Regions from separate parts of the Homo sapiens genome. Here region 1 is linked to region 2. A link is a contact called in ENCODE Hi-C or POLR2A ChIA-PET data. All regions are on one chromosome and are shown on one strand. Each heading gives the region's core, a stretch centred on a gene start or an enhancer-like site at or near the end of the contact. The rest is flanking DNA. Distances are from core to core; before and after follow the strand shown. Region 1 has its middle 27 kb from the start of LIF-AS1. Region 2 holds the start of CASTOR1 (cytosolic arginine sensor for mTORC1 subunit 1).

Region 1 (4,763 bases), core at 2,077-4,576, 77 kb before region 2:
CACCCTCCCATCAACTCTGGGAACCAAGAGGCCATTTCTCAGCCACTGCACATGCCGAGGAGTCAGAGGGACTCGATTCTGCCCTGACTTGTCACACTCTCCTTGGCCAAGGCCTCCCCAAGGCATCTCAACCCCATTTTTCTGAGCCCCCCTGTTGACTGTGACCTTCCGTGCAGGCTGAGTTAGCAGGCTCTCTGGAAGGTGCTTCATGTCCATTCTGGAAGGGAGAGATTATTATCCCTACCCCCTCCCACTTTTTAGAAACAGGTATAGAAATTGAGGCTCAGCGAGGTTAAGTTACCTGGCCATGGTCACCCAGCTAGTCAGTGGTAGAGTCAGAATTCAAACCCCCACAAGGCTTCCTGTGTGCCTCAAAGGAGCTAGAGGCAGCTCAAGATGTCCCTGCATGCACGCTCAGTAACAGCACCTCAGTGCCCTGCCCGAGTGCCTGAAATCCCCTCATTGGAGTCATCTCTCAGGTGACCCCAGCCTCAGGTGGCTAGCCATTCCTTCCTGATGGAAAAGACTGAGGATGGCCAGGCACGGTGGCTGAAGTCTGTAATCCCAGCACTTTGGGAGGCCACCTGAGGTCAGGAGTTCGAGATCAGTTTGGCTAATATGGTGAAACCCCGTCTTTACTAAAAATTAAAAAATTAGCCAGGTGGCATTGGGCACCTGTAGTCCCAGCTATTCAGGAGGCTGAGGTGGGAGAATCGCTTGAACCCAGGAGGTGGAGGCTGCAGTGAGCCGAAATCACGCCACTGGACTCCAGCCTGGGTGACAGAACAAGCCTCCGTCTCAAAAACAAAAAAAGACTGAGGATAAGTGGGAGGGGAGGGTATACAAGAAGACCCTTGGCAAAGATTTGATGATCACAGGAATGGTCTGAGGCTTGACAGCAAGGCCCAGAGAGTTTGGGAGGGCTCAGGGTTGACATGCGGAGAGGAGGAGGAGGAGGAGAGAGGTCTCCAAGGCAAAGCCTGGAGGTAGGTGGGGGCAGAACATGAGGGCAGCAGCAGGAAGGTAAAATGGGTGCGGAGGACAGCAGGTTCCTCCGCTTTGAGGAATCAAAGCCCTCAGGGGCTGGCTCTGGGCAGGGATTGGTTTTGGGGCGGAAGGTGGAAGGGCCGGCGTGACTGGGAGGCATTAGTCAGCAGCGGAGCTTTATGAAAGGAGGGATTGTCCAGAGCCTCCTTACTCACCGGGCCAACTGGGTTGTCCCCAGAGCCCGGGGAGCTGGGCTGTTATCAGAAGGGGACCGGGAATTCTGTGCCGCTCACTGCCCAGGTTGAATGGCTGGGGCCACAGGGGCCAGGCGTGGGGCCCCCGTCCAGCCTCAGCGGCTGTGACTCACAGCCCTCAGCTGAGTTTCTTCATTTTCCGCTGTCCCTGGGACAGTGGGACCAGAGCCCTGGTGGGAGGCCTGACTCCCCTCTCTTGTAATAGAGGAGACCTACGGCTGATTCACAGGAGCCTGCCCCCGGCATCACCCCAGCTGACCCACTGATGCACCCCGTCTGAAATCCACGGAGTTGCAGGCATGCCTGGAAGACCCCGAGCATTTATTCATCTCTTCCTCCTTCAGTCATTCGCACAGTCATTCTTTTTATGGTTGTGTTTTTCCAATCTTTATGATTTTTTTTTCCAATGGCAAAAGTAATCTATTGAATATTAGATTCAAAAGGAATGAAATTCTGATATATGCTCCCATGTGAGTGAACTTGAGGATATTATGTTAAGTGAAATAAGCCAGACACAAAAGGACAAATACTGTGTGATTGCACTTATACGAGTCAAATTTGTAGAGACAGAAAGTAGAATAAATGTTGCCAGGGGCTGGGGAAGGGGAAAGGGAGAGTTAGTGTTTAATGGGGACAGAGTTTCACTGGGGAAGGTGGTGGTAGCGGTTGCAACATTGGGAACGTACTTAATGCCACCGAACCATACACTTAAAAATGGTTCAAATGGAACATTTAATGTCACGCGTATTTTACCGTAATAAAGAAAAACAAAAAGTGATCTATTGTTCAAACAATATATAAAAGATAAAACATAAAAGTAGATGACTGGGCTCATAATTACCCTCATTTCTCACCCTGTTACCAGTTTGGAATATCTGCTTTCGAACCTTTTAACGTCCCCACGCAATCGTGTATGTGTGGGCAAATATAGGCCCTGAGGGAGGAAGGGAATGTGATCTCCAGGTGCCAGACACATGCTCCTCATCCCTGTCTCTTTGAAGGACAATGTCATGCCTGCATCCCCAGGTGCCCAGTGGCAAGGTCGCGCATGAACAATCACCGCCATCCAGCGATGTCTTAGAGGTGTCTGGCTCGGTGCTAAGCCCTTTCACATGCATGAGCTCAATCCTTACACCAGCGTCGTGAGGAAGGTATATCTTGATGCTCACTTCAAAGTCCATTTCAAGGCCAGGTGCAGTGGCTCACCCCTGTAATCCCAGCACTTTGAGAGGCTGAGGCAGGATTGCTTGAGCCCAGGAGTTCAAGACCAGGCTGGGCAACATAGTGAGACCCTGTCTGTAAAAAATTAAAAATTAGCGGGGCATGGTGGTGGTGGTGTGCTCCTGTAGTGCCAGCTACTCAGGAGGCTGAGGTGGGAGGATCACCTGAGCCCAGGAGTTCGAGGCTACCGTGAGCCATGATCACAGCACTGCACTCCAGCCCAGGCAACAGAGTGAGACCCTGTCTCAAAAACAAAAAACAGTCCAGGCTGGGCTCAGTGGCTCACGCCTTATAATCCCAGCACTTTGAGAGGCCAAGGTGGGCGGATCACCTGAGGTCAGGAGTTCGAGACCAGCCTGGCAAACATGGTGAAACCCCGTCTCTACTAAAAATACAAAAATTAGCCAGGTGTGGTGGCATACACCTGTAATCCCAACTACTCGGGAGGCTGAAGCAGGAGAATTGCTTGAACCCGGGAGGCGGAGGTTGCAGTGAGCCGAGATCACGCCACTGCACTCCAGCCTGGGCAACAGAGCGAGACACCATCTAAAACAACAACAACAACAAAAACCCAGTCCATTTCATAAATGAAGACTCAAAGGAGGCAAAGCAGGGATGACCTGTGAGATTGTCAGGATTTGCAGAGATGCCTCTGCCATCATGTGCCCCAATCCTCAGCAGAGGGAGGCACTTGCACACTTTGTAGCAATCCCTTCATTTCTGGCTTCCCTGTTGACTGTACATTCCTAGGGAGAAGGATTATGCCAGCTTGTTCCCCGCTTGGTCCTCCACAAGCCTCGAGCACAGTAGGTGTTCAACAAATATTTGTGGAAAGAATGCTTCTCATTCATTTCTCTGTTTGATCTTCTCCCACACTCCTGTGAGGTAGCAAATTAGGCAATATGATTGCTGCTGCTGTTAGTCATCTGGTTAGCAGGCGAGATGGGGTGACTTCCTCTGGGTCACACGGCCAGGACCTGCTGAGCTGGTCTCAGGCTCCTGGCTCCCCTCCCAGGCCTTTCCAACCCTGTCATGAGGACCTTGGCTCCTGTGCTTAAAAAACAAAGATATTAATTGGGAGGAGGAAGCCTTTGAGTCATTACCAGCAACAATAATAATAATTACAATCCTTCTCCTTGTAACCTTTACCTCATGTAATCCCCACTTCCATAGCACCAGCAAGGGAGGTGCTATTATTATCTCTAATAGATTGTTCTGCAGCTAGACAGAGAGGTTGAGCAACTTCCTCAACATCACACAGCTACGAGCAACAGAGCAGAGATTCAGACCCCATCTGGTTCCAGAGCCCATAAACCACAAGTTACAAATATTGTAATCCCAAGTGGCATCCTCCACCGCACCCAGACAGACTCACAGCGCGTGTGGGCTGCGTTTGGTGAGGGAGAGGCTGAATGGAACATCCATGTATTCTCTCCTGCATTCATTCATTCACTCTCACTTAGTGAGCATTCGCTGAAACCCACCTGGGCGCCCTGCCAAGCGTCTGGCCCTAGGACACAGCAAGAGCAGGATGGTGCCCTTTCTGCCCCCAGGGAGGCTTTGGCCAGGTAGGAAAGGCAGATATCACTGTGCAATTCATTGCTTCATTAGAGCAAAGATGAGTGCCACCGGGGAGGAGGGATAAGCCTCTGTCTGCCTAAACCCAGGGTGGGGAAGGCTGCCCCTCAGAGCTGCCATCTCAGTGGCAGTTTGCGGATGGCAGGAATCAGGGAACTGAGGGTGGAGAGCGTTCCAAGCGCCTGGAATTCCATAGTCTGGGCAAAGGCTTGGATCCGACTAGGATGGAAAGATGGCCGGTGTAGTCGGAACTGGTGAGAGAGGAGGAGAGGAGTGGGGATGGGGGTTCCAGGGTAGGTGGGCCAGCACTGTCCTGCCCAGTGTCCAAACCCTCTCAGACAGAACTAAGGCTGCGGCGAATGTCTTCACTTTCACTATTATCCTTAAAGAGTAAACAGGAAGTCCAAGTTAAAAGTTCCCATTTCTGGGCCGGGTGCGGTGGCTCACGCCTGTAATCCCAGCACTTTGGGAGGCCGAGGTGGGCAGATCACGAGGTCAAGAGATCAAGACCATCCTGGCTAACACGATGAAACCCCATCTCTACTAAAAGTACAAAAAAAAAAATTTAGCCAGGCGTGGTGGTGGGCGCCTGTAGTCCCAGCTACTTGGGAGGCTGAGGCAGGAGAATGGCATGAACCTGTGAGGCAGAGCTTGCAGTGAGCCAAGATTGCGCCACTGCACTCCAGCCTGGGCAACAGAGCAAGACTCTGTCTAAAAAAAAAA
Region 2 (4,969 bases), core at 1,496-3,995:
GAAAGTGGTGGGACAGAGTGTAGGGAACAGTGCTGTGAGGACAAAGACGAAGTTCCAAGGTCCACCTGTGCGAGTAGAAGAGGACATCTATGAGGGTGGTGGCGATGGCTGGAAGCGTCTCAGGGTCCAGTGTGAGGACACAGAAGCGGTTCTGTGGGCTCTGGATGGGATGCACCGTGGGGCTGGGCCCTGCTGGAGGACAGCAGCAGGTGAAAAGGTGTCCGTGGGCTGGGGCGCCCCCTGGTGGCTAGTCAGGGAGAGGCGTGGGCCAGGGGCAGGTCTTGCTATCCAGGAACTGGCCGGGGTCCTCCTGCCCCACTGGGGCCCAAAAGGGAAGGGACCCAGTGGGAAGAGGAGGCCCTGCCCAAGTCCAAGTGTCAGGGGGCGGCCCTCACCATGCTGAGTGCGGGGAAAGCCATTGCTGGAATCATCCCTCGTCACAGGCACAGGCTCTCCGCCCACCTCGCGGTAAATGTCGAACTCCTGGGCCAGCGTGTGGATCACCACGGACAGGTCCTGCTCCCGCACCTGGGCCACAGCAGATGGCACATCACATGGGCTCCCAGGTACCTATATCCACCCTGCTCTGCATCAGCACCAGCAGGAAACTCACCAGGATGAAGTCCGTCTGGTAAGTGGACAGCATCAGCACAGACACGTGGTGCTCGGCCAGTGGCGCGATGACCGAACGGGCGATCTTGGTGACCCCAGCAGCCTGCACTGCCGCACCGCTGTGAGACGACACGTTCAGCACCAGCCATGTGGCCTCAGCTACTTGCAGGAACTCAGATGGGGGCAGCTCTGTGGGCAGGGGACATGTCAGGTCAGGGTCTACAAGGCTGGCCCCTGCCCCTCTCTGAGCCTCAGTTTCCCTTTCTGTGCCTTGGAGGGCTCCATCAAGGTAAGGGCAGGTCTGGAGGCTGGGGCTCCTGAAGTCCCTATGTGTGCAAAGACTGAGAAAGGCTTCAAGTGCTGGCCTGGTGGCATTGAAACTTCCCACTTAAGATCAGAGGTCCAGATTCAGACAGACCTGGGTTCAAATCCCAGCTTTGTTAATTTGTCTTATGACCTGGGGTGGGTGATTTGAGTCTCAGTTTCCTCATCTGTAAAATGGGACGACAATATCTACCTCACTACGGTGTCTTCTGTGGGTTAGCAGAAGCTTTGTACCACATGGCACCACCAGGGGGCATTCGCAGATCAGGTTGGCTGGGGGATTGCCTTCCCCTTTTGCAGACCCAGACTTCTGAAGTAAAAACAGGGAAACTAAGGCCTGCAGTGGAGCATGGGGACAGGCTAAGCTCCAGCTAGCTGGCCTGAGACTCCAAGCCTGTGAGGATGGGCAGGGCCAGCAGCAGGAGGAGGAGCTAGGCGTCAGCTCCAGGCCCCAGGGAGGGCCCAGGCTGGCGTCCAGTCCTGAGCTGGGGCCAGGGCCTGGGTGGCTGCTATTCACCCCAGCACAGCCAGGAGGCCTCCAGGACCCTCCCCTGAGATGGCTGCCTGCTCCTGCATTCCTTCCCTCAGACTCCTGGAGTTTCCAGACCAGCAGGGGAGGAGGTGACCCAAACCAGAGAGTAAGACCAGGAGGAAATAATACCCAGGGATTTCTAACAGCAGCACTTGACTGGAATCATAACAGAGGCCCTTCTGCAGGCCTAAGACTGCTGAGTGCCCCTCAGCGGTTTTAAGTTTATAAAGGCCTCATGGGACCCTATGTATCAGAACCATAACTATACCCATTTTACATAAGAGAAAACAGCTCAGAGAGGGAAAGTGATTTGCTCAAGGGCACACAGCCAGGGAGTGGTGGAGTAGGATTCGAACCCCGACCCATCTGCTTTTAAGGCTTAAGCTCTTGGGACGGATCCCAGCAACTGGTGAGAACCCTACAGAAGGGGAGCACGACAAGCCCCTCCCGTACTCCCGTTCCCCAGACCAACCCCCACCTTTAAAGCCCTCCTCGTCCACCATAAGCGTGTAATCCTCAGGGGTCTCCGTCAGGCTGAAGAACTTGCACCTGGTTGGGGGTGGGGAGCATCTTCAGCTTGGTGTGGAGAACTAGGGGTCGGGAGTGGATTTCTCTCCATCTGCCCCGAGACACCCCCGCGACCCTGGGCCGGGCGCCTTCTTGCCCTCTCGGCCTTTAATTTCCAGGCCAATGGGATGTTAGCCCCATCTCGGGGGTTGGGGGCTACTTTCCGGCCTCCCGACCTCTCCAGGAACCCTCCACCCCTCCACTCCTGGAGGGAGGAGAGGTTCACACCCGCGGCGACAGCCCCAGGGGCGTCGGACCTTGGACCCCCTAGTCCAGCCCCTCTGACATGAAGGGAGGCGTCCTGGAAGGAGCTCCCCGCAGTGACCAGGTAGGAATGCCCCCATTTGACACTACTGAGTTAAGCATTGCCCATCCCAGGCTGTTTGCGCTTTGCCCCTGGGAGGGGGCCTCACGGGGCCGGATAGGCGGCGGTCCCCCAGGCCGGATGGCGGCCGGACGGGGAGAGTCCTCCCCACCCGCTCCCGCCCGCCTGCCTGCCTGCCTTACGGCGATCCTAATCCTCCGACCCTGGCCCGGAGCGAGAGCAGAGCCCCCAGCCCCTATCTGCGCTCCCGAACCCGGGCGCGCACCGGCTGCGGCGGGGCAGGAAGAGCAGCTTGATGAGCGGGTGGGTGTAGAGCCAGAGACCGGGACGGGCGACGCTCAGCACCCGCACCCGGTGTTCTAGGATGTGCAGCTCCATCGCGGCTCGCGCGGACCCGACCCCGCCGCCAACTAGACCCAGGCCGCACGGGAGGCGGGGCGGCGGGGGTGGTGCCCGAGCCTTAAAGGAGCCGCTGCGCTGCCGCGTCCACGCCGCCCGCTGCGAGGCTGACCCGCCCAGCCAGGCGCGGCGTCCGGCTCCTTGACGGCCACGCCCCGCGGGAAGAGAAGCCTATTGGGTGGTCACGCCTCCTCCTAACGCCAGAACCTCATCCCGCTTTCCAGCCAGCCCACCGAGACCGCCCCGAACGGCTCCGCCTTTTTTAGTACTGGCTCGGGGATAGACCCCACCCCGTCTGACTCCTCCAGGCCCCGCCCCTGACGCGCCCCCTCCCTGGGCTCCGCCCTTTCCGCGGAAAGCCAGCTGCGCAGCCGGTGGGAGCATCCCGGAGGGGACGTTTCTGTCCTTCTGGCACACACGTGGGTTTCATGATTGAAGTCCTTGAGACAGAAGGGACACGAAACAAACTGGAGCTCGGCTAGGACCAGAACGCTGCCCCCAAATCCCCGGAGCAATGAGAGGCACAGGTCTGCTGTGCAGCGCTGTCCCCCGGGCGCCTTTCGCTCTCCTGCCTCTCATGGCTGCAGGGGGCAGGGCCGCCAACACAGGATTGCGATTGATACCTACCCTTCCCCGCTTGCGAGGGGGCTGACAAATTGAAACCTGGCCTGGTAGCCCCACTTGTTCCTTTCATCCAACTTTCAAAATAGAAGGCTCCTCACCAGGGGCACACAGAGGTAGAATCCTAGCCACCTCTGCCTGAGCGACATACTTTGGGTTAGGGGGCTGCAGGTGGCCAAGGCCTAAGGCTTGAGGTCCCTCGATACCAACAAAACCCGGAAGTGCTTGAGCCAGTAATGCCCAGTGCTCAGACTTTGGTGGGGGAGGCCCTTGCAGCTGAGGTTCAGTGAGTACTCAGACCTCAAGCCTGAAACTTGAGCCCCAAAGCCTGCAGCCCTTAGCTAGCCTGTGCACATCTAAACTTGCTTCAGGTTCAAGGAGGCCCCCGGCACTGGCAGACACCCCAGATCTTATCAGGCCTTCACAGGTCTAAGACCCCCCCAAGGCTAAGCAGGCATCAGCATGTCCATGTTGGCTCCATGCAGGGCTGAGAATGCTCCAGGGGACCCTTGCCTGGCCTGAGCACCCTGAGGCCTCAGATGTGAGGCTTTGAACCAAGTAGACTAAAGCAGGCCTCAGGCCTGATTGGGACCCAGCAGGCCTAAGCAGGCCCTCTGCCTGCTCTGGAGCCCCCACCATAGGCAGATGGAAGCCAAGCTAAGCCTCCTCCCTGGACTCTCGGGCTTGACACATTCCTGTGAAACACTATGTAGCCACCACATCCTGGCCTATCCCCTGGAGGACTAGGGGAAGGAGGAGCTTCTCAAAGGCTGAGCCCATCTCATCAATGGCAGGTGCAGACAGAGTGGGAAACCATGGGGCTGAGGGGAAGGAGGCAGGAAGTGGAGTGGCCTACCCTGATAGTCTCTTGAAACCCTTCACCTCCCTAGGCCTCAGTATCCCCAGCTGTACCAGGACAGGATGTTCCAGGCCCAGGCGAAGGCTGAAAGCTCCCAGGGAGGCTCTGCTCCTCCCTCTCCTGCCCCCTCCCGCTATGGCCTGGCCTGGCCCAGCTTGGTCATCTGCCAGGAATAGCGCTATTGTTTGACTGGAAAAGCTGCTTCCTCAGCAGAAGGGGGGCCTCTCCCAGGGACACCCTGTCCTTGCCCTCACCAGTCATCAGGTTGTGACCGCAGTGCCTGCCTGGGCCCTCAAGGGCAGAGTCAGGTCTCCTGGAGCCCTGGTCAGGAGAGGAAGCTGAGTGAGGGGCTCTTGGTGCAAATCCGGCTGAGGCTTTCCCATTCAGCTCCTGTTTCCTCGTCTGTTAAATGGGGCTAATGGAGCCTACTTGACCAGTCCAGCCTGGCACTTGGCAGTAAATCGAAGGCGGCATTTTATCAAAGAACCACAATTCGCCCCCCTCCCTGAGGGCCTGGGCTGAGCCTGTGAGGACATTCGTGGTGCTCCACTCCGGGCCCCGTCCCTGACCCCAACCCAGAATCAGCTCTCAGAAACTTACTGGAGCCTGAGGTAGCATCCAGGCCAGGACTTGAAGGAGGAAGACCCTGAAACCTCCTCCTTAGGAGTCCCTGCCCCCTTGGTGGGTGGGTGAGGACCAAGGCCTAGGGAGCACGCCCTGCTCTGCCCAG

What was found. Hi-C counts contacts between places; a loop is a spot of excess contacts on that map. ChIA-PET counts read pairs that join two places held with the same protein, here RNA polymerase II (POLR2A). Pooled maps may share reads with other maps.
Region 1: a loop to region 2 is called in a map of mammary epithelial cell, with 7 times the contacts of the local background. The contact joins the enhancer-like site here to the promoter of CASTOR1 in region 2. A Hi-C loop is called at or near these places in 1 of 168 maps with a recorded cell type or tissue (mammary epithelial cell) and 5 of 50 pooled maps. POLR2A ChIA-PET finds 5 or more read pairs at or near these places in 7 of 52 experiments (Caco-2, MCF 10A, PC-3 and 4 more).

The regions. Positions count from the first base shown.
Region 1 is chr22:30,209,370-30,214,132 of GRCh38, forward strand. No RefSeq gene overlaps it. Among named protein-coding and RNA genes, the nearest start is that of LIF-AS1, 27 kb to the right of the region's middle. RefSeq lists an enhancer at 3,151-3,445. Within about 2 kb of position 3,327, at least 18 of the 41 ENCODE cell types and tissues checked have a DNase peak (open chromatin) inside an H3K27ac peak, as active enhancers do; they include PC-3 and mammary epithelial cell, where a contact is called at or near this core.
Region 2 is chr22:30,286,760-30,291,728 of GRCh38, forward strand. It overlaps CASTOR1 (cytosolic arginine sensor for mTORC1 subunit 1), which reads right to left and starts at 2,746. Exons shown (of 9, transcript NM_001037666.3): 1 at 2,626-2,746; 2 at 1,947-2,017; 3 at 614-801; 4 at 396-528; 5 at 66-189. The coding sequence starts at 2,738. RefSeq lists silencers at 2,404-2,483, 2,684-3,123 and an enhancer at 4,004-4,063.